Linked DNA regions of Homo sapiens: region 2 is linked to region 1. A link is a contact called in ENCODE Hi-C or POLR2A ChIA-PET data. All regions are on one chromosome and are shown on one strand. The core of a region is the stretch at or near the end of the contact, and the rest is flanking DNA. Distances in the headings are between cores, read along the strand shown. Region 1 overlaps KCNQ1 (potassium voltage-gated channel subfamily Q member 1). Region 2 overlaps KCNQ1 (potassium voltage-gated channel subfamily Q member 1).

Region 1 (4,137 bases), core at 712-3,211:
GCGGTTTCGGCTCCCCCATGGCTCTGCCTCCCGCCATCGTCCTAGGTTGCCCATTCCCTGCCTCCACCGTGGCCCTCACCCTGGCAGGGCCCAAGGAGAGCGGCGTCAGATGCATACCTCGCGTGTCTCTGAGGGTCCACACAGGCCCTGTAAGTGCCCCTGTCCCCAAGGAGCCAGACATGAGACAGCAAACAGGAAAGACCATGATGGCTCAAGAGACCCCAGCAGAGATCAGAGAGCCCCCGTGTTTCCAGTGGATGCTGGGCCTGCAAGTTCTGGAGCCGGGCCTGGGCAGTGGCGACATAGGTGCAGCTGGGCCTAGGGAAGCAGGGACCCGGCCTGTGGGCCCAGAGGCTGCCCCTGGCTGTGAAGGTGGGTTCCGGCCACCTAGAGCAGCCCGGGAGCCTTGGGGAAGCCGGTGTGCAGCAGGCAGATCCCGCACTGGAACACCGAGCCACCCAAAGCTCAGAGAGGCTGTGCGGGAGGGGTGGGGCAGGGTGTCTTGGGCCGTGTCTGTGGGGGCTTCCTTGAGGGACTCAGGCTTGCACGTGGGAGAGGGAGATGTTCCGATGAGGATGCAGCTGCAGGAATCAGGGTGCGCCCTCCGAGCTGCAGGCTCCCCAAGTCCCAAGTCACTGGCCTGTGGGCCCAGCAGCAGTTTCTCATGGCTCAGAGGACGCTGGCTGAGGCATTTTTAGGGGGCAGGCCTAGCTTGCCAGTGTCCCTCTGGGAGCTGGTGGCTGCCTTCAAATCCTCCAGTGAAAGTCGGCGTTTATATATGCATGGAGCTCAAGGGCTGCTTCTAGGGGGAACACGTGGGTACCCCGAGGGGAGTAGCTGGCTGGAGGCCAGAGTGCAGGGAGGGAATGACTCCATCCCATCTCCCCCCACAGCTGCAGGGCCAGGTGGGCCGTCCACAGGCCACTAAGGCCCAGGGTGGCACCATCACACCTTGGGGAGTGGCCCTGGGTGGGGACCGAGAAGCCCAAGTGCCGAGGTGACAGGGTGACCCCTACTCTGCCGCCACAAGCCTGCCCCCGCGTCTGCCCTTGTCTACCGACCTCCGGGCTCACTCAGTCCGATAACAGGTTAGATGGAATCGTGGTAGCAACAGGGGCTGGGGGCTGGGGAGGAGGCCGTCGAAGCCCACACAGGGTGGGAGCCAAGGCCTGGGGGCCGCACGGGGGCTGGAGGTGGGGGCGGGCAGGGCAGCCGTGGGAAACACGTGGTGGTGCCAGGACCCAGTCCGTCTGCCCCGAGTCCTCCTTCCAGAAAGGACCGGACTTGCTGGCTCTCGGGACCCCCCACCACCATCAGAGCATATCTGGGTGGGGTGAGAAGCCTCCCGGTGGCTCCCCAGGCAGGCACGTGTCCCTGCGATTGCTGTGCCTCCTCCCTCCCCCTCAACCGCCGCTTCCCCCATGAGGCCAGACACTCAGCAGTGGCTCCTGACGTAGGCCAAGTCAGCAGGTTTTCTGGAAGCTTCCAAAGTGCTGCAATGCTCAGGGATGGCAGGGGCATGCTGACACAGCTCCTGGGTTGGGGCAGGCCCCACTTTCGGCCTCTTCCCGCCTTCCTGGGGGCCTGTGTCCCCGAAGGCCCCAGTGTGGCAGGCCTGAGCAGGTTTGGGCAGCAGGGCCCAGCCCCCCTGCGGGAGCCTGCCTGCAGTGAGTGTGGATGGGTAGGGCGTGCTCGGGGGATGGACGGCCCAGAGCCAGGAGAGTTCCCGGGAGGCTGGTGGCAAGGTGGGCAGTGAGGAGCTGGCGGTGCAGCAAAAGCCAGTGGGTACTGGCCCCGGCACGGCTGATAAGCAGTGCCCAGCCTTCGCTGCTGCCCTGCCTGCCTTCCCAGCCGCCCACTGGAGCTGTGGGCAGCGGACGCTACTCCCCAGCCCCCCAGCCCGCAGCAGAGCGGCACTCCCACTCCCACACCTGTGCAAACATCCGCCCGCTGGCCGGGAACACGGCCCCTTTGTGCCCGGCTTGGCATCAGTGCCCCGGCCCACACCGTCAGCTGCAGCCCGAGCCTCGGCCATCGCGCGCCCTGGCCTGGCCATTGTTCCCGCCAGGCCCCGCGCCCCTGGTCGCCCTGGGCCCCCCACCGCCCAGGGCTGTGGGGCAAACAGCTCCCATTCAGCTGCCCTGCAGCTGTCTGGGGGGAGCGGCCCCTGAGGCCTGAGTTATGGGCTGTGTTCCTGGCATTTCTCGGACAAACAGAACTTGAGAAACGCAAGAAGGGGCAGCAGCCCAGATGGGGGCTTTTAAGCCAGTTTTGCCAATTTGCAACTGCGCCCTGAGCAGTTGTTTTCTTTCAGCTCCTTTGTCCTGCTTCCTTCACCCCACCGGGGAGTGAAGTACGCCCTCGCCGGCCAGGCAGCCAGGGCTGCTCCATGTCTGTCCGTCCGTCGGGGCTGCCACAGGCCCTTACTGGGTGGGAGGTGGCTTCCTGGAGGCCAGGCCATTCTGATCATCATGCTGCATCTGCCCCAGACCTTGCCTGGACTCTGTGGACTCCTCACCCCTCAGACACACCCTGAGAGGGTGCTGGAGCTGCCACAACAAAGTCCGCGAACTGCTGGGCCCAGAGCAACAGAAACTCATGGGCTCTAGAGGCCAGAGCCCGAAGCGAGGTGTGCACAGGGCCTGCCCCTCCGAAAGCTCAGGGAGAAATTTCCTCTCCTCTCCCCGTGGCTGGAGACTCCAGGCGTGCCCGGTGTGCGGCCGCCTCTTTCCTCTGTGTCAGGCCCTGTCTCTCATGAGGACACTTGCTGTTGGCTTTAGGGTCCACCCAGGTGATCCAGGAGGAGCTCATCTTGATTGAATCTTCAAAGAGCCTATTTCCAAATATCGCATTCTGTGGGTCCAGGTGAATATGAATTAGGGGGGATGCAGTCCAGCCTAGGACAGTGGGTGGCCCAGGTGGACTTCCTGGGAAGGTCCCTCCCCTTGCCGGCCACCAGTTTCCACAGCTGTCCAGCGAAGGCGCCGGCTCAGTGGTTGAGTGTCCCCTCCTGTCCCCTTCGCCGGGGTGGGGATACGCAACTTGGATGTGAGAACTCTCGAATCCCCTGAGTGTGGCGCCTGCCCTGGCTGCCAAGGCGTTTGGGGAGAATTTAAGACTTTTCTTTGCCCTTGGAACAAAATGCGTTTGTTTGTGTTAAAGTTTGAGTGGAGGGAGAAGCAGTTTTTGCAAACACGGGCTTCTCTGTTCAGCGCCCGGGGGTCTCTACAAACAGGAGGCTGCCGGGCTGTGTTTGCCCCTCTGCACCTAAATTTAGAATTGAAAGTAAAGAAGCTGGAACCCCATTCCTACATTTCAGCCGCCTTTTGAAGTCGAGTCTGACTGCCTGCTGTTCACTCTCTCCTCACCTGGAGCCTCCAGAAATTCCCGCCTCCCTGGCAACGCTGCACCCTGGCGGGGCAAGGCCAGAAGGGGCTGGGGGCTGGTGCAGGGGTGTGCGTGAGGGCAGGGCCTCCCAGACAGTCACAGGCCAGCCCTGTTGGCACTGCCCAGCGGGAGGGGTGGTGTCAGGAAGAGCTGGGGAAGCCAAGGCGCCGTGGGCCGAGGGGCGGCAGGACCTGGCCACCCACCGAGCCCCTGGGTCAGCGTTCTTCCTCCTCCTGGAGTTCCGTGCAAAGGGGAACGAGTTCAGCTGCCCTACTGAGTGGGCCTGGGGACAGAGGCAGAGTACGCACCTGCTGTGTGCCTCAGTTTCTCCATCTGCACATGGGAGACAGCAGTCCGTCTCCCAGGGCCAATGCAGGGCCCGCTGCAAGGGCTGCTGAGGACTGTAATCCCAGAGGCTGCAACCGATCCCTCTGCTGCGGAGACTTTCCCTGGACCGAAAGGGCCTCCTGGTGAGGCTGGGTCTCCGTTTGTGGACTCACTGTTGAGGCGTGTGGTTTGCGGTCCTGCTGTGTGCCAGGCACCGGCAGGGGTTCGGGCAGCCCTGTCTTGCTCTCTCTGTCACAGTCAGGAGCGAGAAGCATGGTGTGAGCTGGGGCTGGCCTGTGGTGGTTCGCAGGTGGCCATGGGAAGCACCGCCGGAGTGTCCCTGCAGGACTGTTTCGGCCCAGGAGCAGGGAGGCCTCCTTGAGGAAGTGACAGCTGAGCTGAGACCTCAAGACACAGTCACCT
Region 2 (4,137 bases), core at 548-3,047, 91 kb after region 1:
ACTGGGAAGAGAGGCACACGCCCTGGTGTGTGTGAGGGACAGGGATGTGTGCTGGGGTCTCACAGGGGGCAGAGTGGGTGGGAGGCAGTTACCAAAAAACATTTCCATTTTTCTTCAGCATTCTACTGATGTTAAATGTATTACCATGCTGGGCCAGTTCCAGAATTCAAATTAAAAACATAAATAAAGACACATTTTGTTTCCATCTCGAGCTCTCCCCGCCCGCAGGGCCCCAGAGAGGTGAGGTCACTATAGCCTTGATTACGGGAAGGTCCCTGGGGCTGGGCGAAGCTCCTCTTTCCGGGGCCTGTTAGCCAGAGGTGGGGTGGGGGGTGAGCAGGCCTGATGCAAGCTAGGGAGTCATGACAAGCTGAGGCACGGGGTACCCAGGAGATAAAGAGTGGCGTCGCTGCACCCCAGCCTATAGGTGGGCCCTACTGCTCAGCCTCAGGACCCTCAACCAGCTCTGGGCGGCCAGGACTCAGCCTCGAACACACCTTTCAGGCAGAAGCTGTCTTCCTAGGTTGAATGGGGCACAAGAGAGTCCCTGCCAGCCTCAAACTCCCTGAGCCTGTGTCTCCCACCCAGAACCATATGACAGGGCTTCTGAGAGAAAGGTGGGAAGTAGAGACTGTAGGCCTGCATGGGCAGTTGGGGAGCACCCCCATGACAAGAGGAGCCCTGTACCCCAAGAGCCAGGATGAGTTCCTGGGATTCTGACCCACTCACTATCCTCTGCTCACCAAGGGTCACTGGCACGACAGTGGGTGGGGACGGTGCCATGCCTGTGTGCATCCCTGTGCCTTGCGTGTGGTAACCTGCCATCTAGAATGCCCTTGTCACCCATCTGCAGCCACCAGATTTCCATTCATCTTTCCAACGTCTGCTCAGTAAACCCCCCAGGACACACTTAGGCTGTACGGCTGTGTCCTCCTTTGGCTCTCAAAGCCCTCAGTACCAGTTCCCTAAGCCTTTCGAATGGTGCCAGGAGGGAGAAGGGCATGTATAGCCCTCTTGGTCTCTTCCTCCCCAGAACCCCCAAAGCCCCAGGCATGGAGAAGCCCTAGGATTGCTGCTCACTCAACCCTGCCTAAGATGAAGCAAGGACTGCAGACACATTGTGCCAGTGCTGAGGCACAGGGCTAGGGGCCTGAGGATCTGCGGCTCTGAACTTGGGGGCTGTGTGCAGGTGTGGCCTGGGTGAGCTTCTCCAAGCAACCCTGGGAGGCTGAAATCATTTTTGTGAAATCCTCCCTCACACTGCATCCCCAACTGCCAAGCCAGCCAGGACTGGCCTGGAATTCACACGTCTGCCCCATTGGTTGCACATGGATACCTGAGATAGACGGCCCAAGAGGACAGGCCCATAAGCCCTGCAGCCTATGGCTCTGCCCAGCCCAGTCATGTGGTTTCTCTGAAGGGCCCCTGTCTCTTCTGTTTTGGCATCTTAGATGGGCAAGCCCCAGCTCGAGGTTAACAGATACCGCCCTCAGTCCCACTCTCCAGAGGGACACTCAGGGAGCACCCGGCCCATTGAGATGGGCATGGGGGAGGACCAGGACCCCCGAGGCTGGGCAGAGGGGGTGGAAAGAAGGCAGAGGGAAAGCTGCAGAGACCCCCACCAGGTGACTGTGAGCACCTCCCTGGCAAGCATGTGCTTGCCTGGCCTCTTGTGACATGACAGCTTCGCAAATCCTTGAGCAAAAACAGCCCCGTGTGCGTTAATTAGAATTTCCATGTCTTCAACTTTCTCCTGGACCCTGCAGAATCTCACGCCAAGACATTCGAGTTGCTCTTTTCCAGCAAGGCCGCTGTGGCCTGGCTTTCATCCACATCACTACTAATGTCTCCTGAATTCTGCATTTGTCAGCAAGGACAGGGCCAGTCTGTGCTGTCTGGAAATAAGGGCAAACGTCACAAGGGTGGCCCCAAATTTGGCTTCATGGACCAAGGGGCTAGCTCTTTTGATGGGACCAGCTTGGCCTGGGACATTTTGGAGACATCCAGGTCCACTGTGACCTACTCCCACAGACCCCAGGGTACCAGGCACTGCAGCTCTGTGAGTGTCTAAGCTCCTCACCATATTTCTCTCCCTGTAAACTTTGGTGGGAAAGGACAGAAAGGACATTCTGGGAACCAGTGTCCAGAAGGATGAGTGAGGGGCTTGTCAAGAACAGATGAGACCATTTTGTCTTTCTAGACCAGTGTCCTGTCTTCTGCAAAGCTCCAGACCACCTCTGTCTGCACGAGATGCCAAGGAAGCCCTCTGGGGGCCCGCCCGGGAGGGCTGTACAGGGCTGCATGAGTCATAGGATCCCCGTCAGAGCCCCACATAGCCCCAGCCAGGCTCAAACCCGTCTCTGAAATGCACGGGGGGATTAAATGTTCTTCTAATTAAATTAAAACCGAGGCGTAATGGCTCAGTGGGAAAGAGATGGGATTGGGAATCAGATGCCCTCAATCTGGCTTCCAGCCTGCCATCAGCCCAGCTGTGGCGGCCCCCCGTGGCCCCCTAACCTTTCCAAACTTCACTTCCTCCGTCTGAGCACGTGAGGAAGAAGCGGCTGGCCTAGGGCTGCTGCTATGGGGAGAGGGCCGCACTGTCTAGGTGGATGGCCCAGAAGAAAGCAGTGAGGCTTCTCATTTCCTCTGCAAGGGAAAGGCCATCCAAATCACCCTGCCCCAGTGCACTCTGGCCAGGCTCAGCCCTCTCCACTTGTGAACTCCCAGCCATGATGCTGCTCAGGTCCTCAGCCAAGCAGATGGTGTTGGAGGATGTGACAGAGAGAACATTCACGCCACAGAGGTGGCTGGAGGGCAAAGGACTTCACAACTGCACTGATATTGTCATGGAGACACTTCTGGCAGTTGGGGCAGGGGGTCGGGGCGGGGTTGGGCGGGGGGCACATCCCATATAGATCTCTTGTGTGCTCTGCTGATACCTGAAAGGGGAGATTGAACTGCAGAGCCTCTGGAGGCTGAAGCACGGAGGTGACCTAGTCAGGAAGTCTGGAAGCCGTGTCCCCTTAAGTGAGGGAGTGGGATGGGGCTGGGCCTAGCGGCCCTGAAGGCCAGGGCTATCCACCTAATTAGGCTCACCTGGGCTACCCTGGTATAGGGTGGTGGTGTTAAACTTTTAGTTAAAGGGTAATGTGCATGCACACAGATTAGTACACAGGTCTCAAGTGCGCAGCTTGAGGCATCTTCAGTCCCTGGGACCCATGTGTGCAGCACCCGGAGGAAGCAACAGAACCCCCAGAAAGCCTCTCAGGCTCCCATTTCCTGTCACTGACCTTGAGATTAACCACAGGCCTAACTGCTAGCAGCAAGGACCAGCTTTGCCCACATTTGAACTTTATGCGGTGGGAATGATGCAACTCATACACCTTTGTGTCCAATGTCCCTCACTCAATTTGATGTCTGGCAGCCTCTCTATGGGGCTGAAGGGAGAGTGCTCCCTCATGCTCCTTGCTGACTGGTGCTCCATTGTGTGCATGGCCTACATCATTCATCCATTCTACCACCTGTGGCCAGCAGGCAGTTTCTGGTGTAGGTTGCTGTTTAAGAATATTCTGTACATGCTTTTGGTGAGCATCAGGTTGCGTTTCTGGGGAATATATGCCTATGTGTGGAGCTGCAGGGTCCTGGGTGGGCATATGTTTACTCTTAGTGAATACTACCCAGCAGTCTACCAAAGGAGTCATTCCAATTTTCATTCCCACAGGCAGCATTCTGGCTGCTCCACATCCTAACACTTGGCATTTTCCGTCGTTTCCTTTTCAGCCATGATGGTGAATGTCTAGCAGCATCAAATGGTGATTTTAATTTGCAGTAACCTGTTGACTAATGAAGTTGAGTCCCTTTCCATGTTATCATTTAGTCAGATACATCATTCTGTATAAATTGCCTACATCTTCTGCCTGTTTTATGTTTATTTATGGTCCTATATATCTTTAGATATTCTGGAGTCATTTGTCAGAGAGAGAGATACACACACTCACACTCTCTCACAGACACACACATTGCAAATATCGCCTCCCCCTCTGCAGGCTGCCTTCTTCCTCTCTTGATGGTGTCTTTTGATGAACAGAAGGTCTTAATTTTCATGTGGTCCAGTTAATCAAACATTTCCTCTCT

Evidence for each region. Hi-C counts contacts between places; a loop is a spot of excess contacts on that map. ChIA-PET counts read pairs that join two places held with the same protein, here RNA polymerase II (POLR2A).
Region 2: a loop to region 1 is called in a map of astrocyte of the cerebellum, with 7 times the contacts of the local background. The contact joins two enhancer-like sites. A Hi-C loop is called at or near these places in 3 of 168 maps with a recorded cell type or tissue (HepG2, astrocyte of the cerebellum and left cardiac atrium). POLR2A ChIA-PET finds 5 or more read pairs at or near these places in 2 of 52 experiments (H1 and K562).

What each region holds. Positions count from the first base shown.
Region 1 is chr11:2,573,275-2,577,411 of GRCh38, forward strand. The region is part of intron 6 of KCNQ1 (potassium voltage-gated channel subfamily Q member 1); the gene reads left to right. Among named protein-coding and RNA genes, the nearest start is that of KCNQ1OT1, 120 kb to the right of the region's middle. Within about 2 kb of position 1,962, at least 4 of the 41 ENCODE cell types and tissues checked have a DNase peak (open chromatin) inside an H3K27ac peak, as active enhancers do.
Region 2 is chr11:2,664,699-2,668,835 of GRCh38, forward strand. All of the region lies in intron 11 of KCNQ1 (potassium voltage-gated channel subfamily Q member 1), which reads left to right. It overlaps KCNQ1OT1 (KCNQ1 opposite strand/antisense transcript 1), which reads right to left. Exons shown (of 1, transcript NR_002728.4): 1 at 1-4,137. Among named protein-coding and RNA genes, the nearest start is that of KCNQ1OT1, 33 kb to the right of the region's middle. Within about 2 kb of position 1,798, at least 2 of the 41 ENCODE cell types and tissues checked have a DNase peak (open chromatin) inside an H3K27ac peak, as active enhancers do.